Linked DNA regions of Mus musculus: regions 2 and 3 are each linked to region 1. The links are chromatin loops, found by intact Hi-C in ENCODE. Cell type or tissue: gastrocnemius. All regions are shown on one strand. Each heading gives the region's core, and the rest is flanking DNA. Links, peaks and the distances in the headings are about the cores only.

What was found. Hi-C counts contacts between places; a loop is a spot of excess contacts. Peaks named below come from ENCODE experiments on the same cell type or tissue, not always from the same donor. Only the 100,000 strongest peaks of a DNase experiment are listed, where the experiment ranks them.
Region 2: a loop joins it to region 1, with 5 times the contacts of the local background. A loop is called at or near these places in 17 of 42 quality-filtered maps.
Region 3: it touches region 1 in a loop (7-fold over the local background); 2 of 42 quality-filtered maps call a loop at or near these places.

What each region holds. Positions count from the first base shown.
Region 1 is chr7:73,628,468-73,636,477 of GRCm38, reverse strand. No RefSeq gene overlaps it. Among named protein-coding and RNA genes, the nearest start is that of Gm26176, 14 kb to the left of the region's middle. In gastrocnemius, for the core only: no CTCF peak of the experiment used is centred there; no DNase peak of the experiment used is centred there.
Region 2 is chr7:72,393,293-72,401,302 of GRCm38, reverse strand. No RefSeq gene overlaps it. Among named protein-coding and RNA genes, the nearest start is that of Gm39035, 90 kb to the right of the region's middle. In gastrocnemius, for the core only: no CTCF peak of the experiment used is centred there; a DNase peak (open chromatin) is centred at 4,682.
Region 3 is chr7:73,137,140-73,145,149 of GRCm38, reverse strand. No RefSeq gene overlaps it. Among named protein-coding and RNA genes, the nearest start is that of Gm6567, 39 kb to the right of the region's middle. In gastrocnemius, for the core only: no CTCF peak of the experiment used is centred there; a DNase peak (open chromatin) is centred at 3,884; H3K27ac peaks cover 388 bases.

The DNA of each region.
Region 1 (8,010 bases), core at 1,642-6,641:
CATCAATCCTAGTGCTCAGCTTCCGGAAGCATCACGAGGCCCCCCCATGGGTTTCTGGTGCTGTAGTTTACTGATGATGGCCCCCGTTGGTGCAAGTTTGACAGTATCCTCAAAATAGGCAGCTGTCTGACACATCTGCAGGGTTTGTATCTTGGCTGCGATCCATTCAAAGCTGTTTTAAAGCAGATTTTATTTCTGGAAACAAGGATATTAAGGCAATCTGAGAATTATATGGTCAAAGAATTGTTTGGAGGGTGGGGCTGAGACAGGGTTGCTCTGTGTAGCCCTGAATGTCCTGAAACTCGCTCTGTAGACCAAACTAGTCTTGAAATCAGAGATCCACCTGCTTCTGCCTCCCAAGTGCTGGGATAAAAGGCGTGCGCCACCACACCTGCCTGTTTTATGAGCTTTCTAAAAACACTATTTTGTTTTGTTTTGTTTAAAATAAAAAAAAAGGCTGGTTGCCAATCAGTGGGCACACGCCTTTAACCCCAGAACTCCAGAGCAGAGGCAGGAGACTCTCTGTGTTTGAGGCCAGCCTGATCTACAGAGCTCCAGGACAGCCAGGGCTACAGGTGAAACCCTGTCTTGAAACAAACAAACAAACAAAAGACATACAAACAATCAAAACTACAGAAGATAGCCACATACGTTTTTACCTGTTTTACCTTTCCTCTGGGTCCTTTAGCCCTCCGTGGAAGAGTAAAATATGTCCTGAAGACGTGAAGTTTGGTGGCTGGAGAGATGGCTCGGTGCTTAAGATTTACTGCTTTTCTAGAGTTTAGTTTTCAGTATCCAAGTCCCAGCTCCCTCTCAGACAGCTTACAAACTCCAGTTCCAAGGCGTCAGGTGCCCTCTTCCGGCCTCCTTGGGGATCACTACAAACATGGCATACAGTCCCACGGACATACACACATAGTTGGCTTTGGGGTTTTGGTTTGGTTTTGGTTTTTCAAGACTGGGTTTCTCTGGGTAGCCCTGGCTGTCCTGGAACTCACTCTCTAGACCAGTCTGACCTGCCTCTGCCTCCCGAGTGCTGAGATTAAAGGCGTGCGCCACCACTGCCCAGCCACACGTAGTTTTTGTGTGTCGTTTTTGGTTTTTGCTTTGTTTTCTTGAGACAGGGTCTCACTATGTAGCCTTGGATGATGTGGACCAATCACTATGTAGACCAGGCTAGCCTGGAATTCAGAGAACTACGTGTTCTGCCTCCTGAATACTGAGATTAAAGGCATGTCCTGCCATACCCTGATCTAAAATAAATCTTTTTTTTTTTTTTAGGATGAAGAAGAGATCTGTCAAAGCCACGGTACTCATATGTTTTTTTTTATGATTTATTTATTTTCTTTATATGAGTATACTATAGCTGTCTCCAGACACACCAGAAGAAGGCACCAGATCCCATTACAGGTGGTTGTGAGGCACCATGTGCTTGCTGGGAATCGAACTCAGGAGCTCTGGAAGAGCAGTCAGTGCTCTTAACTGTTGAGCCATCTCTCCAGCCCCAGTACTCAATTATTTGAACTCTGGAGTTCAATCACAGTGTGCTCTAACATCAAAAGTATTTGAATAATTGGAAACTGCCTTACAAATGCTTCGTTACGAACCTTTAGTCAATAACACCGTTTTCTCCTTCAGTCTGGTTCAGGGTTGCTTGCTTTGGATACTGAGTCCATTCCTATCTCGGGTTGCTTTCAAATTCTCAGGAAGGAAGGAAGGAAGGAAGGAAGGAAGGAAGGAAGGAAGGAAGGAAGGAAGACAAAAGGACAGGTCTGGCAGCACAGGCCTGTAATCCCAGATTTTCAGGAGGCTGAATATAGACAGATACAAATAGAACATAGATGTACTGTAGACAAATCACTCATGCACATAAGATAAATAGATTTTTTTTTTAAAAAAATGTTTTTAAGAGTGACCGGAGAGGGCCAGGCGTTGTGGCTCATGCCTTTAATCCCAGCACTTGGGAGGCAGAGGCAGGCAGATTTCTGAGTTTGAGGCCAGCCTGGTCTACAGACTGAGTTCCAGGACAGCCGAGGACTACACAGAAAATAACCTGTCTCGAAAAACCAAAACAAAAAACAAGAATGACCAGAGAGGGCTGGGCGTAGTAGCACACACCTTTAATTCCAGCACTTGAGAGGCAGAAGCAGGTGGATTTCTGAGTTCGAGGCCATCCTGGTCTACAAAGTGAGTTCCAGGACAGCCAGGGCTACACAGAGAAACCCTGTCTCGAAAAAGAGTGACCAGAGAGACAGTTCAGTGGTTAAGCGCATTTACTGTTCTTGCAATAGTCTCAAGTTAGGTTCCCAGCACCCACGCTAGGCAGCTCACAGCTGCCTCCAACTCCAGCCCTTCGCCTTCACGGGCACCACTCTCACATGTACAACCCATTCACAAAACTACACACATACCATAGATAAAAAATAAAATAAAAATTTAAATGGTTTGGGGGCTGAAGAGATGGCTCAGAGGTTAAGAGCACTGATTGCTCTTTCAGAGGTGCTGAATTGAATTCCCAGCATTATCTCTTACTTCATTTGGGGATCCACATCTTCTGACCTCAGAGGGCACCAGGGGTGAAAGTGGTACACAGACATAAGTCCAGGCAAAACATCCACACTCATGAAACAATAAAATAATATTTAAAAGATAAAAATAAATAAATGCATAAAAAAGAAAAGAATGAATTTAGCTTTGTATGCACTTAGCATGCATGCATGTAAAGTGACTCGGCAAGGAAAGCCTGATGAATCTTAATGATACAGTGACAGATTCAGGTACTCCTTCCTCTGTAATGACTGCATGTAGCTGACAAATATTGCAAGGCCCAGACGATCCCATCATCACTGAGAACACATGGCTCAGGGCACCATCCAGCAAGTGTGGACAGCACTTTTCTTTGTTTGGTTTTTCAAGACAGGGTTTCTCTGTGTGGCCCTGGCTGTCCTGGAACTCACTTTGTAGACCAGGCTGGTGTCGAACTCAGAAATCTGCCTGCCTCTGCCTCCCGAGTGCTGGGATTAAAGGTGTGCACCACCACCGCCCTGCACGTTGTTTTTAAGAATTCAAGACACTCTCGCTGAGTGCGATGGTATACAGGTGGAAGCAGGAGGAACACTGCAAGGGCTACATGATAAGCCTCTGGAAAGAGAGAGGGAGAACCCTAACTCTAACCAGAACAAAGAGATGGGATAGGCCTAGATTTCTGAATCCCACAGTGCCTGCTGTCAGGAGGTTGAGAACAGCAGGAGTGACCGAGAAGGCACCATGGGAGCTTTAGCTATGTTCCTGCCTTAGTTTGGCAGTCCCTGTGATTATATGATAGACTTGCCAAGATGTAATGAGAATGTCACCTTTTTATTGCACTGGAGTAATTGAGAGTCACCGAGATGGCTCAGTGGTAAAGGTGCTGCGTGCTGACCATCTAGTTAAGATCCCCACCCGGTGGAAGGAGAGAACAAATTTCCAAAAGTTGTCCAATGACCTCCACATGCACATGATGGCTTAGGGCTCACACGCCCCATACATAATTTTAATATCTTTTATCTCTACTTTATTTATATGTACAAATGTTTTGCCTGTGTGGTGGTTTGCATAAAAATGGGCCCCCATAGGCTCATAGGCAGTGGCATTATTAGGAGGTGTGGCCTTGATGGAGTAGACGTGAGGTCGTAGGAGAAAGTGTGTCACTGTGGGCAGGCTTTGAGGTCTCAAATGCTCAAGCCAGGCCTAATGTGGTACTCTCTTCCTGCTGCCCGCTGATCTAGATGTAGAGCTCTCAGCTACCTCTCTAGCACCATGTCTGCCTGTGTCCTGCCATGATGACAATGGACTGAACCTCTGACTGTAAGCCAGTCCCAAATAAATGCTTTCCTTTCTCAGAGTTGCTGTGGTCATGGTGCCTCTTCACAGCAATAAAAACCCTAGCTGAGATAGCCTGCATGTATGTGTGATCGCCAAGTGTATTCTTGATGCTCCAGGAAGTCAGAAGTGGGCATCAGATCTCCTGGAACTGAAGTTCGGCTCTGAGCTACTATGTGGGTGCTGGGAATGGAACTGGGGTCCTCCGAAGAGCAACAAGCACTCTTCACCACTGAGTCATCTCTCCAGCCCCTAAAAACATTTAAAAAATAAAAAATAAATTAAAAAAATAAAATTTAAAGGGGCTGGTGAGATGGCTCAGGGGTTAAGAGCACTGGTTGCTCTTCCAGAGGTCCTGAGTTCAAGTCCCAGTAACCACATGGTAGCTCACAACCATCTGTAACGAGATCTGACGCCCTTTTCTGGTGTGTCTGAAGACAACTACAGTGTGCTTACATGTAGTAAATAAATAAATCTTTAAAAAAAATTTAGAGCCGGGCGTGGTGGCGCACACCTTTAATCCCAGCACTCGGGAGGCAGAGGCAGGCAGATTTCTGAGTTCGAGGTCAGTCTGGTCTACAAAGTGAGTTCCAGGACATCCAGGGCTATACAGAGAAACCCTGTCTCAAAAAACAAAACCAAAAAAATTTACTTATTTTATGTATATGAGTACCATCACTGTCTTCTAATATACCAGAAGAGGGCCTCAGATCCCATTATAGGTGGTTGTGAGCCACCATGTGGTTGCTGGGAATTGAACTCAGGACCTCTGGAAGAGCAATCAGAGCTCTTAGCTGCTGAGCCACCGCTCCAAACCCCAGGAAATTTTTGTTTGTTTGTTTGTTTTGGTTTTTTTTTTTTTGTTTTTTCTTTCTTTCTTTCTTTCTTTTTTCACTTTGTAGACCAGGCTGGGCTTGAACTCAGAAATCTGCCTGCCTCTGCCTCCCAAGTACTCGGATTAAAGGCGTGCGCCACCACGACCGGCTAGGAAATTTTTAATAAATAAATTAAGTGGATTATTTAAAACAGAAAAATGGGGCTGGAGAGATGGCTCAGTAGTTAAGACCATTGACTGCTCTTTCAGAGGTCCGGAGTTCAATTCCCAGCAACCACATGGTGGCTCACAATCATCTGTAATGGGATCTGATGCCCTCTACTGGTGTGTCTGAAGACAGCTATAATTGTACTCATATACACAAAATAAATAAGTAAACCGAAGAAGAAGAAGAAGAAGGAGAAGCTGGGTGTGGTGGCACATGCCTTTAATCCCAGCACTCGAGAGGCAGAAGCAGGTGGATTTCAGAGTTTGAGGCCAGCCTGGTCTACAAAGTGAGTTCCAGGACAGCCAGGGCTATACAGAGAAACCCTGTCTCGAAAGAAAAAAAAAATAAATAAATAAATAAAAAAGAAAGAAAAATGACACACATCTAGGACACACATGACTCACTCACCTGTCTATCACAGTGTTATGTGTTCTCAGGCGTCTAAGGAAGGGGAAGAAGAAAAATCTGACCCTCTCATACCCTGGCCAAAAGAGGAGCAGATACCGCAGAAGTGCTGGGCCCTGGAGAGGCTGTCGAACAAATGAGAGTGATTTGCTCTGACAGCTGAGCTGCCTCAGCAATCAGGCAGCATTCACTCTGCACAAAGGGGGTCCCATCAGCCCTTCAGCTGGGCCTCTGGGTCTGACATAAGCACTAATTCAGAAGAAGCCGTCGAGTTCATCTTCTGCGTGTTCCTTGTTGCTATGGATAGCTTAGAGGGGATGGAACCCGGAAGCATGCACTAAAGCACCTGCTGAGATGGGGTAAGGGGGGGCACAGTCCAGGGTTAGCCTTCGAGTCGTTTAGATGAAGCACTTTGAATTCAACCCCTGAATAATGGAAAGATAGAATCTCTGTCGTGTTGCTATGATTTAACTACTACCAAAATCCCCGTGGGGGGGTCAATGGTTTATATTTACTGAGAATCAAGAAAGTCAACTAACCAAGTTTAATTTACTTTAGCTTTCTTTTTTTCACCTTAATGCCAAATCGTTTGTTTTTTTTTGTTTAAAGACAGGAATTTGTCCTTGAACCGATGATCCTCCTGCCTTAGCCTCTGGAGTACTGGGATTGCAAGCATACGCCACCACACCTGGATCTTCCTAGTTTAACATTTATTGGCAAACATCCCCTCCAGATAAGAGCTGGAGAATACCATTCATTTCTTTCTCTGGGTGGTTGTTCAATTATTTTCAAAAACATCTGGCATAAAATAAGACATTAAAGGGCACACATGACAGACAACCACATCTGTGAGTGTGCATCCTTTTTTTGTAATCTATCAAGAGAGTCCAGAGCTGGTGATGTGACTCGGTTGGTACAGTGCTGGCCTAACCTGCTCGAAATCCTAGGTTTGCTCCCCCAACACAGCCTGAACCAGGTATGGCAGCACACTTGTAATGGCTCCAATGTGGAGCATGGAGACCAGAAGTTTAAGGCCATCCCTGGGTACACAGAGAACTCAAGCCAGCCTGAGCTACAAGAGACCTTGTCTCAGAGAAGAAAAGAAAACCTCTGCAAGTAGCCACCATAGAACTCAAAGTCACAGATGCTAAGCAAGAATTCTGCTGGAATACTCTCCTAGCCTCTGTGTGTGTGTGTGTGTGTGTGTGTGTGTCTGTCTGTCTGTCTGTCTGTCTGTCTCTGTACATATTTGTACGTGTTTGTGTCTGTGCCCCCAATCAGGTCTAGCCACTCGTCCTCAACAAGCCAACTAAAACTCCCAAAGTAAAAGAGGAAATCAGAAAAAGAAGCTTTATTCGGTATGGCCACATTGGGAAGAGACATGAAGTGATCCATCAAGTCCCTCAAGTCAGTCTCCTGGGTCCTGAAGTGAGATCAAAGTTTTGGTTTTTCGGGACAGGGTTTCTCTGTGTAGCCCTGGATGTCCTGGAACTCTCTCTGTAGACCAGGCTGGCCTCGAACTCAGAGATCTGCCTGCCTCTGCCTCCCGAGTTCTAGGATCAAAGGCGTGATAGAGGGTAAAACATCTAAGTGTTCCTGGTCAAGGTATGGTCCTGCCTACCAGCCCACTATTATCTGGATTTCAGTGTCGTTGTATAAAGTGCTCGAACAAATTATTACAACTGTTTGAAATCTCTTTCTAGGACACAGGTTTCCCCTCTGCCTGAAGCCCTTTCTTCTCTCAGCATGAGATTCCTGGAGACTTTTCCATTTCTTTGGAGTTCATTGTTACAGTAGTCTGCTAATCTGATTGAGGGACAATGGTGTCTATTAAGAGTATCTTCTTTTCTGCCAGGTAGGTTACAGTAAGGATTATAGTCAACCCCACTAAAGATTCCACTCTTCCTTTTCCTCCTCCTCTCCCTCCTCCTCCTCTTCCTTTTCCTCCTCCTCTTCCTCCTCTTCCTCTTCCTCCTCCTCCTCTTTTGATACATGCCTCACTCAGTTCCCCCAAATGGGCCTTGAACACAGTCTGTGACCAGTGCAGGCCCTGAACTTGTGGTCTTCCTGACTCAGCCTCCATCCACGCTGAACTGAAATCTCCTCTGGAGCTCAGACTGGCCCCAAACTGGTAGCATTCCCCTTTACTGTGTAATGTTGGACTTACAGGCATGAGCCACCATAACCTGGATCAAATACACTTTAATATTGAATCTACAGAAGATATGCAACTTTGTAGGGGCATGAAGGCCAGACAATCAAGCCACAAAGTCAAACAATTAGGAAGTATATGCCAAGAGATATTGCTCTTGAGCTGTGCATAGATACTGCACACCAAGTTGTCCTGGGATCTTCTCGATACAAGAGCACATACTCCCCGCACATACTCTCCTCTCCTGCTACCAATTGTATGACTGAATGTGTAAACTTACTGAAAAGGGACACGCCATTTACAAAGCCTATTCACAAAGATGCATTTCTTGCCACCATCGAGAGTTTTGTTCTGGACCTCTGCAATTCAATAAATTCCAGTGGATTTTTGCTGCTGTTTCTTTGTTTGTTTGTTTTGTTTTCAGGTTGTTTTTTTTTTTTTTGGGGGGGTTGGGTTTCACTAATACATGGCTCAAATAAGGAGAGACAGTATAAAATGGCCATAGAGCCTGAATAAAGCCTCCTTTGTTTGTGACTTCCAAAGGCAGCT
Region 2 (8,010 bases), core at 1,763-6,762, 1.2 Mb after region 1:
AGTTTGGACCCCAGTCATCCTCTTCTGGTTTCTTCCAGCCTTTCTGACCTGGAAACCCAGGAAATATTAATTGCCAGGCAAATATTAAATTGTTTTTTAGAGTTGTGCTTTGTTTGTCTTGCTGTGCACTATTTGAGATAGTTGCCAATATTGAAATATTGGGATCCTCCATCAAGAGATTGGGGGTCTTCTTAAAAACACAGACTTTGTTAGGGTTGAATCCCTGCTCTCCAAAGGGGAGTTTGGCCCATTTGCTTTACAAAACTGACACCAACCCCTGTCTTTTCTCTCCCTCTCCTATTGGCCAACGTCCCAGGGAATGGGTTTTGCCACACTTTGATGGTGTGTCCCACAAATACAGCCCCAAAGACACACATCCCTTCAATGCCTTCAATTGTTGTCACTTTGAGTCGCTAAAAATTGAGAAGAATGCTTTGTGCCATTCTACCTGTCTATCAGCAATTTTCATTTGCGGGAAAGCAAGTCTAAATCATGTCTGAGCACACTTGATGTACCCATGAATCGGGAGGTATAGATCTTTCTGAGACACCAAAGACCTCATAGGGTCTCTTCAGGAGTCGCCATTAGAAAACTGAGATAATAAAGTCTGTTAAAATTAACCAAAGTCTAAAGGCTCCCCTGTTGTAGAAATACAATGGTGTTCCTCCTATAAAACAATATGAACTAACCAGTACCCCCAGAGTTCATGTCTCTAGTTTCATATGTAGCAGAGGATGGCCTAGTGGGCCATCAATGGGAGGAGAGGCCCTTGGTCTTGCGAAGATTTTTATACCCCAGTATAGGGGAATGAGAGGGCCAGGAAGTGGGATTGGGTGGGTTGGGAAGCAGGGGGAGGGGTGAGGGTATAGAGAATTTTCAGAGAGGAAACTAGGAAAGGGTGTAGCATTTGAAATGTAAAGGAAGAAAACATCTAATAATAATTATAATAATATCTATTACCAAAAAAATAAGAGAGAAAAAAATTATCATGGTGGCCAGCTAAACACTGTACAATGCTCCCACCCTGTGGCCAAATCATGAAGCAGCTCCTTTATCATTACATGAAGTCATCATGCCATCTTCTGGGAAATTCTGGGACTGCATGACATGCTATGGAAACATTCAAAAGCCCCAAATCTAAATACTTATAAATATTCACACCAAATTGTGTGCATGACTGTAAACTGTGGCTTACTAATTGTGGATAGCTGTGGAATCACCTGGCTAATGCCTAGAATCTTGGTTCTAGGAGATAATGCAGATGTTTACACCAGGAAGTTGAGGAACAATTATGTTGGGGGAGAAGAGACTGAGAAAGTCCCCAATTCAGATGGTTTGGGTTGGCGATTCCCAAATGTTTCCTGTTGGTCCCATCAAAACTAGATAATTCTGGACAGTGGTGGCACATGCCTTTAATCCCAGCATCTGGGAGGCAGAGGCGTGTGGATTTCTGAGTTTGAGGGCAACCTGGCTTACAGAAGGAGTTCCAGGACAGCCAGGCCTATACAGACAAACCCTGTCCTCCCCCCCCCCCCACACACACACAAAAACAAAACAAAACAAAAACAAAAACAAAACTAGATAATATCTTGATAGAGATCTGAGGGTTTTGTTGTTGTTTTGGTTGGTTTTGGGTTTTGGTTCCTATCTCAGAAATTTTAATTCAGTGTGTCTTTTCTAGGATCCTTGTAGTCTGCATTCTAAAGATCTCTTCTGATGGTTTAGTGAGCACCATGCCTAGGGAATGGTGTTACCCACAATGGACTGGGACTTCCCACATGAATTAAAACAATCCCCACAGACAAGTCCAATGTAGCCAATCTCTCATTGAGACTCTTCCCAGGTGATCCTAGAATATATCAAGTAGACAATTAATAGTAACAATCACATCAACGAAGAGGAGGAAGGTTTGTCAGAACACAAAGGGGATTCCAGGTTAGCAAGAGTTGGTATTAGTGCTGGGAAGTATAAGGGAGAGAAAACTGCAGAGTGTGCTTGTGTCTCTGCTTTACTACACCACACAGCCACTACCCAGGCTTTCATTCCTTGCCCCTGCTTTTGATTCCATTGTCTCCAGAAGAAATGGGAAATATGGAAAAACTGGAGAGACAAAGGGAGAAAATATAAAGACTACAGCCAGCACAACATGGTTTATGAGAAGGGTATAATGGTAAGTAGTCTCTGGCATGAACCCCAACTGCATGCTAGCTGTAGGGGGCGGGGGGGGGCGCAATGAGAAGAGAAAGTCTGCAGTAGCCACTGAAGGAAATATATCAAGAACACAGATGTCTAAGCACCAGCAATAACGATTTTCAAAGCAATGCTCAGAAAGTATTTTATTTTTCTAGATGGGCTGGACTGTTAACGGAATGAATTCTCCATTGAAAGGACAGCATTCGGATGTTGAGAGTGTGCTTCCTTAAGCCTCATTTTATCTTGTTTAAAATGAAGGTCTGAAACCAATGTGATCTTGGCGCCCTGTTGGCACTAGCAGACTCCACATCAACTGCTCAAATATCACACAGTAGTCAGAACCACCACCCAACTTCCTTTACTACTTGAGAATGAGCCTATGCCAGATATAGATGACCCTAAGGAACTTGACTATTCTTTGTGGTAGCGCCTGTTGGGGTCATAGTTCATGGGTGAAGAAGTAGGGTTTACAAAGGTTAGGAAACTCGTTTAAGTATTCACAGCTTGTAAGCAGCAGAGCAAGGCTTCAAGGCCGGATTCACTCAGCTCAACCATTACTCTATACCACAGCTTCTTAGAGTGTGGGTTGTGACAAACGTACATCAGGATGGAGTCAGGAAACAATAAAGTGCCTTTTGATTTTTCTGCCTCTTCGTGTGTGTGTGTGTGTGTGTGTGTGTGTGTGTGTGTGTGTGTGCATGTATACATACATGTACATATACATATATTGTTGCCTGCTGTCTTTATCTCTTCCTCCTTGGCCGTATTTCTTCAATAAAAGTTTTCTGATGGTGGAGCAAGGAAAATGAATTTGAGCTCACACAGGAGTTTTGGGCAGTATTAGCCTGTTTTATCAGGACTTCTTAGTAGCTTTGCTTCTGCACATACATGCATACTTTGTCCTGCACATGCTGTCCTGCCTTGTAATGCTAACAAACTCCTCAGCCTCAAACACCCTATGCATCCCAGACTTGTATAAGGGATGGATTTGAATAGTTTCCTTGGATTTTCAAGGTTTGGTGCTCATACAGTAACAATGGTTTACCCAGAGAAAACAAAGATGGTAGTTCGTCTCTAGTGTCATTACTCAGCATATATTAGATTACTATCTTTTGGGTTTGACTGTGTTAGGATGGTTGATTTTAAAAATCACAATTTAGGTTACTGACTTGAGTTGCGCAAAGACTTCATTCCAGGAATTCTGTCTTGGGATTAAGACATAATTTCTAACAATTTCTGAAATTGCTCTAAACATACTTCTGCAAAGTTGTACAACGTGGTGCTCTCAGCGTTGGTGATTATAAAACCAAAATATCAGTGAGCTTTAAAGGATGGTGAAGATGCGCTTAGTCCGGCTGCATTGAATATGCAGCCAAGACTTAGTTCATATAAAAAAGAGCACATCTACATCATTAGGATAAAATTCCCTTTTATCTTTAATGCAGTATAAAATTATATGTATATTGGAGAATTGTTTTAAATTTCCTTACTACTTACTATCAGAAAACGTGTGACTCATGGGCAATTTTATATACCTATATACCGGTGTCATGTACAAACATGTCAGGTGAAAGCTGATCATGAATCGAGGATGGCCCACATTATTTCCCTCCTCAGATGACCGAAGTCATCAGTGAAAATATTCAGAAGATTCTTTAACAGTTCTGCCACTTGGAGTGTTTGGGTCCCCCAAATTCTAGACTTCAAGTTTGTCTTTAAAGTTGTTTCAAATCAAAGTTCCCAAATCTCTCCTTTTAAAAATTTTTTATTGGTTATTATATTTATTTACAGTTCAAATGTATCCTTTCCCAGTTTCCCTCCACAACCCCCCCATCCCCCTCCCTTTTGCCCCTGTGAGGGTGCTCCCCCCACCCACCACTCTAATTTATGACTCAGAGGCTTTGGCAGAATAGATTGGGCCTTTCTGTAAGTAGACATCACCTTACCTGGACTTTATCATTATATTTGACCTCCTGCGGTTTGGACGACACTAAGGTGAAATGGATTAAGGAACTTGTGTCTACTTTTGGAAGTATAATCTCTCTTGCTATATGTATTTTGGGGATGTGTGACCTGAATTCTGTAAATCAGCTACATTCTTTCATTTCTTGGTCGATTTCACTTCCCAGCTCCCTCAGATCTCTCACACCCCACATGGAGACATAGATGACCAAATGAGCATCTAACAGGTGACACTCTGCAAGCAGAGCTAGGAGAGCCCCACATTCCCTGTGTCAGGAACTCCCCCATCTTTGCCAGTAGGACACTGACTCAATCGTTCAGGTATGTCTCAAATGTCTGCATGTCTACTCGGAGTCTTTGCAGACACTCAGAAACAGCTGAGCCTTCCAGTCTGCGTCCCCCATATCACTTACCTGTAAACATCAATTATGATGCTTATCGTTGTTTGTATCTTCTTTCTATTTGTGAACAGGGTTTCATTTTCACAGAAGTATAAGGCAGGGTTGGGACATCATCAGTCTGTGGGCCAGCTGCCAACCTGCCTCCAGCTTCCCCTCCCATCCCTGAATACTCAGCTACCTTGGCGCATTCTACAACCAAGTCCTCAGTCTCAAAGGCATGTGAACTCCTATTTCAATTTCTAAAATCTGTAGTTCTCCTGAGAGGTTTTTCTCATAGTAACGGATTCTAACAAGTTTTAAAGGAAGGTTGACAATGGCCTGGTGTAAATTTATAGTAAATAACACCCTGGCATAATCATATATTTGTATGATCAGAAATGTTTATGAATCAAGAGATAAGGAGTCTTAGTCACATGATCAGAAATAACTGCTGGGTCAACCTGTATTGTAGCACTTCATTTGTTGAAAGCAGAGAAGAGCCTTATAAAGGTGGAATGGAGGAACCATTGTTATGGCCTGCCTGATCTCCTTGATGAGATCACTCTACCAGCATTCTTTCCCAAGAGAATGGCATTCAACAGATTACAGCATCCCTTTTTTGTATCAGAATCTGACCCCTTGACTGCCAAAACACTGTTGAATGTCTTCATATTCTTTGTTCTAGTGATTGCTACCCATCTCTCGATTTCCTCCCATAGCTGGCATGACTCTCATTCATTGTGAGAAGATGTTCCTAGTTGTCTTTGCAGAAGAAGCCCCCATGCATGGTCTCCCAGTAAGCGCTCAGAGTCTTCCTTCTGTTCTGGTGTGTGCCACACCCCCTGGCTCATTATAAATTCTCTGAAGTGTTCTCATTGCTTTGTATTTTTCCATATAACTTTATTTTAATGGTTTTTGGTTCTTTTTATTAATTCTTCAGGAGTTTCCTATAATGTTTTTTGGTCATATTTATTCTCTTTCACTCTTCTCCAATTCAACTCCAATCCTTGTCCCTCCTAAGTTTGTGTCATTAAAAAAAATCATTCAAGACCAGGCTTGATGTATTTCTAGATATAGTATTTTCTTCTAAAGTTGTCGACTTATCAGGGGCTACAGTCGTAGAAGAATCTGTGTCCCTTCTCCCAGAATCTAATGATTGCCAATAGCTCTACAGCTTGGGGAGGGGGGAATAGGGGTGAGGGCTGTGTGCTCAGTTCCTCTCTCCATGCTGGGATTTGGTCTGTATTGGGCTTACACAAATGTGTACATGTACATGCTTGTGCTATGACTGTGGGTTCATATTTGCAGCTTCCCTGTGACATTTGCTAGTCTTGAAGATGACATTCCTTTGTACTCCTCTTCTACCACCTCCAGCTCTTTCTCTACTCCTTTCTATGATTTTTGAGCCTTGGTAGGGGAGGGGCATTGTTGGCATACATTTCTCTATGGGGTCAAACATTCTGCATTCCCTGATTTATATCTATCTATCTATCTATCTATCTATCTATCTATCTATCTATCTATCTATCTATCTATCAACTGGTTGTATGTTAATCACAATCTACTGCAATTAGAAGCTTCTCCCACAAGGGATGGGCAATGCATTCATATAAGAGTTTATAATGTTAAGCTATTAGGAGCCAGTTCAGTTTTATGTCCACTTACCAACATAAGAGTAGTTGGTTGGTTTCTAGGGCCTATGACCAGCTATCTCAAGCGTCTCCCTCTGTGATGTCCCTCCACTGGTTGTAACCAGGAATTAGGAGCCAAATAAACCCATTCCTTCTTTATGTTTTGTTGCTGATGGTTTTTGTCTTTCTTTCTTAGAATGTTTGATCATAGCAACAGAAACAAAACTAGAACTCACAGTATCAGTATCATCTGGAAACATAAAGATGTAAAATCATCAGCCTCTTCTCCAACTTACCAATCAAGATGCCCAAGGATAGAGTTCATCCACGTGTGGATCAACTGCCCTGCCTGGCTCTACTCTAGTTAGGGGACTGCACATGATCTCAGTGACACATTCGGAAAGTGGACAATTCAAGGCTCATGCAGACCAAGGCCACTAGCATGCAATGTGGTAACAAGAAACTATAGCTAAGAAATCTGAAGGTGTGCTATCCAGGCAACAGATAAAGGTTGTGTATGCAAAGTCATATAAAATCAAAAGAACATTTCAATTGGCATTAGAAATAAATACCATTGTTTATCACATGCTGGATAATATCCTAACAAAAAATGCAATAATTTCTCCCTCTTGAATGACCAAGTTATCAAAAAACAACTGCATTTGCCATTTGAAAATCTGCAAATATAAGACATTTGGAAAAATAGCAAGGAAGCTTCCTGAGTCACTGCTCTTGGGGATGAACACGAGGAGTGTTTATGATTGGGTCAGGACTGGGTAGTTAGGAACACACATTCTGGACTCTAGGCTATGAATGGCCTTTGTGATTTATAGTTCCTCTAATCAAGGAGAGTGGCTGACTTGAAACTAATGTATCAGAGAAATTACAAAAATGAAACAACCTAGTGCCTTAATTACTGTTTTCTTTCTGTGAAGCGATCATGACCAAGAAATGTACAAAAGAAACCATTTGATTAGGGGTTTGCTTATAATTTCAGAGGGTGAGTCCAGACCATCATGTCAGGGAGCTTGGTAGCAGACAGGTGGCATAGCACTAGAGCAGTAGCTGAGAGCTTACATCTGATCCTCAAGCAGGAGGGAGAGAGAGATAAGAAAGCAGGAAAGGAGAGAGATGGGGAGGGAGAGGGACAGGGAGAAAAAGAAAGAAAACAGATCAGGCATGGGCTTTTGAAACCTCAAAGCCTCCAAAAAGCCAATGACACACCTCCTCCAAAAGTGTCATTTCTCTTCCTCCCAGTCCTTCCTATGCAGTCCACCAACTAGGAACCAAATATTCAAATATAGGAGCCTGTGAGAATTGGAGTCATTCTTATTCAAACCACCATATTATCCATGTTACTACATGTTTCCTGGATGATTTCTTCTGCTTCTTTGATTGAAATGTAAATGTTGTTGTTGTTTGTGTGTGTGTGTGTGTCCCCATATGTGTGGGCTTATTTTAAATGTATGGACACAGAGGCCATGGCATGAGTGCTGAGGTCAGAAGACAACTGTTTGGAGTTGAGTCTCTCTTTTTATGTGAGTTACAGGGATGAAGCCAGGCTTCCAGGCTTGCAGGACAAGCATCACTACCCACTGAGCAATTGCATCAGTTGTTGGTTGACATTTATATATGTCTATAATTGCCAACAGAACATTTGTGGGGCCAAGTGGGTCCTTGAAAACTGTATCCTTCTCCTCCACCAATGGATAGGCAATTACCATTTGTCCAAGGACATGTTTTTTTATTTTTATTACTATTTTTTTATTTTTAAAGATTTATTTATTTATTTATTTATTTATTTAATGAGTACACTGTAGCTGTCTTCAGACACAGCAGAAGAG
Region 3 (8,010 bases), core at 1,674-6,673, 490 kb after region 1:
GTTCCCTTTGAAGTTGCTCTGCTGTGTGGTCTGAGTGAGGGAGAGAGCAAGGCAGGGAGAGGCACCCTGTGTTCCAAGTGGAGCCTGCCCTGGTGGGGTGCATTCCTGGCATTCACGGGGTGTCACCCCAGTCTGGTAAGGGAGGGTTAGCACATTTCAGACCTTGGTCTTGAACTCACATGTCTCACCTCCCCGAATCCCTCTTCCCCTCCCTCCTCCCCCATAGATACCAGCAACCTTGTTCCTTCTCTTTATGGGAAGGTGGAGCCAGTGGGAAGCCGAGATGGGGGGAAGGTGGCATAGGGAAGAAGAGGCAGCAAGATGCAGCATGTGAGAACCAAGCTTAGGACATTGCTTAGGAAGAAACAGAATGGTATTCCCCCAGGAGAGAGTAGGATGATAGGAAATCACTGAGCAATATGGAAGTCACAAATGGAAGACAGAGCAAGACGGGGAGGAGGAAGGAAGAGGAGGGAGGGAATGAATGAGCAAGCCAACGGTCTGGTTTACCTTCACGTGTTAGATCAAAGTGACTACCTTTTCTTCCCTTTCATCTCTTCCCTTCCCCACACACTCCCCTCTTCTCTCCCCTTTCCCTCTCCCGCCTCTCTCCCTCCCCTCCCCGTTATATCAACTTTGTTCCCTCTACTCATACAATTATAAGACAAACCCCATGGCTGTGTTCCATAGCAGACTGGGGATTTATCGCAGACAATTTCAGCTGCACTGCCAGCCATTGTGAAACTCTGCCACAGCACAAGTTAGGGGGTAGCAATGCCTCCCCCCCCCCCCCCCCCGTCAGTGCCTTGCACTGGGCTTAGAAGGAGTAGGGTGCCCGTCAGGAACCTCTCAGGGTAGGTGTTGCTCAGTCTGCAACTGTTTACAGTGGGGCAGGCAGCTTGTTGGCACACAGAAAACACAGAACGGAGCAGGCACCCCTCATGCACCGCTGCCCTCTGAGCCTGGGATGGGAAGGAGAACATAGAGCCGACGTGCTGTACCATTAAATCCAAGCATCGCTCCATCTGCACTGCAGACCTGAGAGTCCCCAGCATGACAGTATCTAAAAAAAAAAATCCCTGGCTTACGCTTCTTAATACCAGTCTGCAAAAATAACAGTCAAGCTGCATGAAGTCATGGGGAGCGTATGCCGGGCCATATGCTGTGGGCCGAGCTGGTGCTGACTGACAGTACGAGGCTGGGGTCCTGGGACTTGGTTAGGGGAAAATGAAGAAGGCAGACGGGTGTGAGGAGCTGGGAGCAGAGGCAAGAGAGCAGGAAAGAGGTAGCATGAGTTTATTTTAGCAGAAGAAATATTGGTCAGTTATTGTTATCTTGAGGAAGATACCTGGGTTGCCATTATACCGCTGTATGTCAGGAGCGGTCACATATTTTTATTTTGTTTCAGTTGCGTTTGGAAACCCAGCATAGAAAGGCATGCTTCTGGTAACGTAAGTGATGTGAAAGTGCTGGAATCCTGGAGACAGTATTCAAAACCCCAGGTCTTTCCAGTTTCAGGGCCACCTCCACTGCCACTAGTCTGTAGGATTTTCACATTAGGAGGTCACTGGCTTCATCACCCATGGCAAATTATATCTCAGCAAAGCAGTAACAAGACATTTAAGGGGCCTGGATCCTGCTCCTGCTACAGTTTCAGATAGCTCTAGCAGGCTCAGCTCTCCAAAGCCTCTGAGTTTCTAGATAACTCTGTTCACCTTGTAGCTCATTCTTTCTCTCACACAGCGGAGGGGCACTTGTCTAGTAATCCAAGAAAAAAATAATCATGTGATTTGTCTTTGTCTAAGGCTTTTGATTGATGAAACTGGAAGATAAACTGTGGTTTGCACAAACTATAAACCTCTATTTCCATGCCATACCCACCGGGACCCACCTCTGGCTATATAATGCATGTGTTTTGAGTCACCTAGGAGACACCTCTTATGCTACCCTCTGGTGTGGCATCCTTAGGGCCAATCAAAGATTTCTCCGTAATGGTCTTTCCTTAGATACTCATTTTATCACGGGTAGCATGAGCTGGTAACCCAAAGAGGAGAAGATAGCAGTAGGGGCTGTTGCCTCAGTGGGAGTCTGGATTATTGAGAATGCAGGCGATCTGCTATAGAGGCAGGGGAGGGAACAGGCCCCAGGGACGATAGATGGTGAAAATATGGAGAAGGCAAAAAAGAGGGCAGAGAACCAACAGAGCTGAAGGTGGGACACTTGAAGACCTTTGACAAAAGAATGATGATGGAAAGTTCCAGGGGTCCAAAAAGTCCTAAGGGGCCGAGGGTCCCTGCATCCAGAGCCTAAGAGCTATCACACCAGCCTGGGATATGCTGGGAGCCCTGACCCGAGAGACTTTTGTGTAGTTGCTGCTGCTAAGAGTCAGGGATGACAGTTGCCAGAGCAGTAGTCTGTCTAACTCTGGAACTTTTCTCCCACTACCAACGATCTCTTAGGACTGACCAACGAGGCCCCTGTCCCTTTAAGACCACTGAGCATGTTCTGGTTATAAAACAAGGCCTAGGGTGGTAATTGTAAGCAACTTAATAAATTGTGTGGAGAATTCATTCCAAAGGCCCCTGTTCTCACTGCTGACAAGCATTGCTCCTTAAATGGAAAACAAAGATCTTTTCTTCTCTTTCTCCAAAGTGGCTCAACTTAAATTTTTTAAGATGTTTTTTTGTAACAGCTTTATTGAGATGTAACTCACCTGCCACACAGTTCATTCCTTGAAAACAGTGTAGTATTTTCTTAGACATTTACAGAGGCTCACATACACTTCTCTCCACAATTTTCAAGCATTTTATTTTCCTTAATGCAACTTTTTTTTTTTTTTAAACAATAGAAGAGAAATAAACATTACACAGAACTGAGCAAAGGCTGAAGAGATCCCATGATTCCATTGGCTGGGCTGGATTTCCTCCTTACCATGCTCTCCTCTATTTACAAGCAGACGGCAGTTACCTGGTTACCACCACCCAGAGTATTGTTTTATGCCTGCTTTTTTAAGTTGACAGTTTCCATGCTGTTACTTTGCCGTTTTAACGGCCCGTGATATCCTCTCACACTGATGTGCAATAATCTATTCCCTTCGTTGAATCTTTTGTTTTCTAATTCCAAAATCATAAATAATGTTGTACCCAACATCTTTGCACATAAAGCTTATTTCCCTCGTTGGGTGTATTTCTCTGGGCTGTAATGACAAGAGTGGGAGTAATGTGTCAAAGAGCATGAACATATTACAGTCTTCTCTCCCAGCCCCCATCCCACTATTATTTCTGAGCAGGTGACACTATTTTTTTTTTCTTTTCTTTTTTGAAAATATGGCTCGGAGGGTCCTTGGAACTCTTCCAACAAAAGCAGCCACACCCACTCCATACAAATTAGCTACAAAAAGTCATTTAATGTTACTAAGGTTTAGAGTTCATTATGCAAGCCTGAGTCCTCTCCCCACCCCCACCCCAACCCCCCAAATTTTCTGTGAGGCCAAACAGCATTCATTTCTGGAAGGCTGGGAAAGATTGTCCTTTATGTGTCCCACCTGGTGGCTTAAATAACTTTACCATTTCCCTTAGAAAATTATTCCCGTGGAAAATAATTCAGTTAACCTCCTGACCCCTCCTGGCCGCTCTCAGCCTGGGGCAGCACTTTGTTTCCAGCTGTTCTTAAAAGCAACTTCAGCTGCATTTAACCCTTTGAAGACCCATGGGGGGCGGGGCAAGAGCAGGGGGAGGGGAGGGGGGTGCCAAGGATTAGGAAGGGGGAAAGAGAGAACAGAGGAATTGCACTTCTCTACCCTGGGAGGAGCTGTGGCACCCTACAAAGGCCAAACAGCATCCTGGGCTTGCTCTGTTAACATAACAGTGTGACAAGCTGCGGGGCTTTAGGCTCCACTCAGGGAGGGCTGGCAGTCAAGACTGCTCCAGGCAGAGAAGCTTGGCCGGGCTCCTGAGGGATCAGCTTCCCAGAAACAAAATTTGAACTTCAGGATCTGTGGCCTTTCTTAGATGTCACCTAAATTGTGACATCCAATCCAAGAGCCCTTCTGGATTTATAGTAGTCCGCGATAAGATGTTTTGGATTGTAAATTAAAAAAAAAATCCAAATCCAACTAGTTTAAAATCAGAGTGGGTGCTGCTGCCTGGCAGTGCTTAATCCTGAAGCCAGCAGGCAGAAATGTCCATGCTCCCTAGATGCTCTCCATGCTACCTAGATGCTAAGAATGGCTTCCTATTGGTTCTCCAATGGCTTCCCATTGGGTCTCCGTGTAGCTGAGAGGACAAGGGGAAGGGAAATGCATGTTGTCATCCATGCCTAACAGCGGGATTCCTTCTTTATCTTAACCACAGACCCTAAATCTAGACTTCACTGTGACTGGATAAACTGAGGGTCCCAGGCTCATTTAAGAACCAATTATCGTGCTGGGGTTGTGCGGCTCTGTGGAACAGTAAACCTTTGGTTTTGACTAGCAGGGCCTGCTCAGAGGAAGGGGAAAGCAGCCAGCCATGATCCTTAGTATTGTGGCAGTACCCTCAAATATAAGTAGGCCCCTCCTGGGCTTGTGGCACTTGTCACGAACTGTAAAAGAAAATGCGTTTCCCCGAAACTATTTGGGAAATTGGAGCCACTGCTCAATTCCTTAAAAAAAAAAAAAAATCAGGCTCTATATACGGGAATGATTGTAAGGAGACAGAATGGGTTGATCGATCTATGTGCAAGACTGGGGAATCCTAAGGCAGGCAAAGCCACACCCAGGGCTAGCAGAGGAGGCAGGACAGGCAGAAAGTAACAAGTTCTCAGTCAACCAACTATAGACAAGAAGCCTTTCCCCAGAACCTCCTCCTAGCCTGGGTAGCTAGAGGGTGTTTGTTGATGAGACTTGTTAAAACATTTGGTTGAATTCCAGAGTGGAGCATCCATGCCTTATGACTAGACCAAAGAAAAGGAAGCGTGTCCCTGAAAAGCCACAGGGCTCTGCCCGGACAACCTTTGTCTTCAAAGAGACAGCGTATGTCAAGAGTCAGAGCCACGACCTACCATAATGCTGAGTGCTAGCTCACAAGCATTGGTTTCTGCTTATACAACACTGTTCACTGTCCGAGTGTTTTCAGTTTTGCATATAAGTAGCCATTTCAAATACAAAAGCAAAGAGAGGCGGCTCCTGGGAGGCTGAATGGCTCTGGGGAGGACATTAGGGTGTCTGTGGGTGTCTCTCCTCAACTAGCCAGCCCTCCTGGTCCCCCTCCCAGAGCTGTTAAGAGGATCTGAGGGAGGCAACAGTGTCGACCCCGAAGCATCCAGAGGTGCCTTCCTTCCGTCTACTCCCAGCACACTCTTCCTGGTTTCCTAGAGGTCTTCCTGCATCTTCTGTCTTGCTGACAGATAAAAAGTAGGCATAGGGGTATGAGAAGGCTACATCCGCCAAGGATGCGGCACCAGGATCGGAGGGAGCCCAGGGAAGAGGCAGAAGGGCAGGCAGGGAGGCGCTTGATAACTTGGAATTCTGTGAACTTGCTGACTGGGGGGGGGGGGCGGGGGGGGGAGGAGGGTTAGGAGGGACTTGAGGTAGGTTCTAAAATGACTCCCACAGCCTTCAGGACAGGGCTCAGGGCATCTCAAAGTCTGGCTCCCAGGTCCTTCCAGTCAGTAGCTCAGAGACCGATTAGACTGATTAGATTCCAAGCTACAGGCTTTAGAGGGCTAGTATCGGAGTTAGGTATGGAAGTTTCCCCTGGCTTTCTCGTCCAGGCGCTCACATCCAGGAAGGAGCTTCTTTTCTGGACCAGAGGGCTTTCGCTTGTTGGGCTTTTCATTAGCAGGGTGAGCCAGTAGGCGGTTGAGCTCATCTGGGCAATTGAGAAGCCAGGGAGGGCTAAGTGCTAATAGCTAACTCCAGTGTCAATAGGCGGTAGAGGTGGCCTCCTGCTGGGTTATTTGCATTTTATAATGCACTCCTAGGAGACCAGAATTCTTTAGAAGACCCTTGAAAGAATGGAGCTTTAAAGACAGTGGTGTGTGTGTTTGTGTGTGTGTGTGTGTGAGTGAGTGTGTAGGGGGGTGGGGTATGAGAGAGTGGGAGTCGGGGAGATTACTTTATTTAAAATCCATCCTATCTTAAGTCTGCTCCTGTCCCCTCTATATCAAAGGGTACAGGCTGTATGACTCATTCAACTTTTCAACCATAGGGGTCCTTGAGGAGGGACCCAACATTTCAATCACAATAATTAATTCTCTTGTAAGCTAACTGAAATGCCCACTAGACAGTTTGACTGCCTTTGGATGACACTTGAGATTCTAGGAGTGGAATATAATGAGTGAAGGAGCCAGAAGGTCATACCCCAAGTCTCCTTAGCAATGTGAGGTTACCACCCTTGGCTCTTGGTCTCCATAAAAGGACTGACCCCACCCCCACCCCCACCCCCCACCCCCCCAGCCCAGGGCTCAACACCAAAGCAGAAACACCATCTGAGACTAGTCTGGCTGGTTTCATGCTTTTGTTGCTGGTCTCTCCATCTGGAAGATAACAAATGCTCAATAAATGGTTGTTGAATTCTGCTATTGGGATCAGTTACATATGGAAAATGATGGACACTGGGAGGTGTTCGCCTCTGGTCCAATTAGAGTCAGGCGGGCTGGGTTCTGGAGGCTTCCTCTCTGTGACCTGCTGGGCTCCTCCCCCTCCTCGGAGGTAGGTAGTCACAGGATAGACCGAGCTTGCCCTCTGCTGCCCAGCTGGGATCTGACTAGGGCTTATTTGCCTAGCTCTTGCCTGAGGCTGCAGGAGTTCTGAGACTAAAAGTACAAACCATCTCCTCACCCACCTGCCAGCTCCTCACAGGGCTTTGGTGGCAAAGTGAGAAGTTTGGAAAGCGTGTATCTGTCTCCATGGGCTTGGCCCATACTTTTCTAATGCGATTGGTAGTAGCAACATTATGTGTGCTGGTATGGTGAGTGTTTAATGACACATGCCGATTATCTCAAAGGTCCATCAATAAGCAGTGGAGTGGGCCAAAGACCTATTCAGAGCGTAGGATATATACATGCCTTTTTTTTTTCCCCACAACAGTGCACAAAAAGGTCACCCAATTGTACAGAGGCATTTAAGAAGCTACTATTTAAGTTCTGGTACAGCAATAAAGGGGGACATCTAAAACTATCTGTAGCCATGTATGTGGACATACTCTTTTAGTCCCAGGCAGGCAGATCTCTTGCGTTTGAGGACAGTCCACTCTACAGAGTGTGTTTCAGGACAGCCAGGACCCCACAGAGAAACCCTGTCTTGCAACAACACACTAACAAAATACAAAATAAAGTTAATTTTTTTCTCACCTATCTTTGTTTGTCAACCAAAAGAATGGAATTCAGAAGCCTGTGTTTGGTTTCAGACCCGGGACATGGGACTGAGGTGCCCATTTTACTTGTCAAAGCAGACCTGGCCCTCCAGGTTCTCCCAGCATCCCTCATGAGGTTCCTACCTGGCATACCTTGGCCCCAATCTTGAACTTTCCAGCCCAGGGGCTGGGCTGCTTTTCCTACAGAGGCTCTTCCCTATATAATTCAAACATTTTGTTCTCTCCAGCTCTCTCTTCTCCTCCCTGCAAGTGAGCCCTTTCTTGTTCTCTTCTTCCCCTGCCACCTTCCCCTATGGCAATTTCCCTGGTTTCCATGCTTGGATCCTTCCTGGCCAGGCGGGAGAGCAGCTTCCCAATAAATCTGCCTTTAATATAATCTGATTTGAACTGGCTCATCTCACAGGTAGAGAAATAACCTATCAGGCTGTAGGGCTACACAGTAGTCAGAGGACCAGCCTGAGCTGTGTGAAATCCTATGTCAGAAAAGGAGAGATTACACTAAGTTTAAGGCTCATAATTGTTCTACTTGAAATCGTAGAATTGGGCAGAACTTCATTTCATAAACTGTGGGAGCGAGCAAAGTAAGTCTCTATAGGTAGACAGGGTAACTGACTGGTTCCCACGGAATTCCTTCTCTTGTAAGGACTGAAGCAGG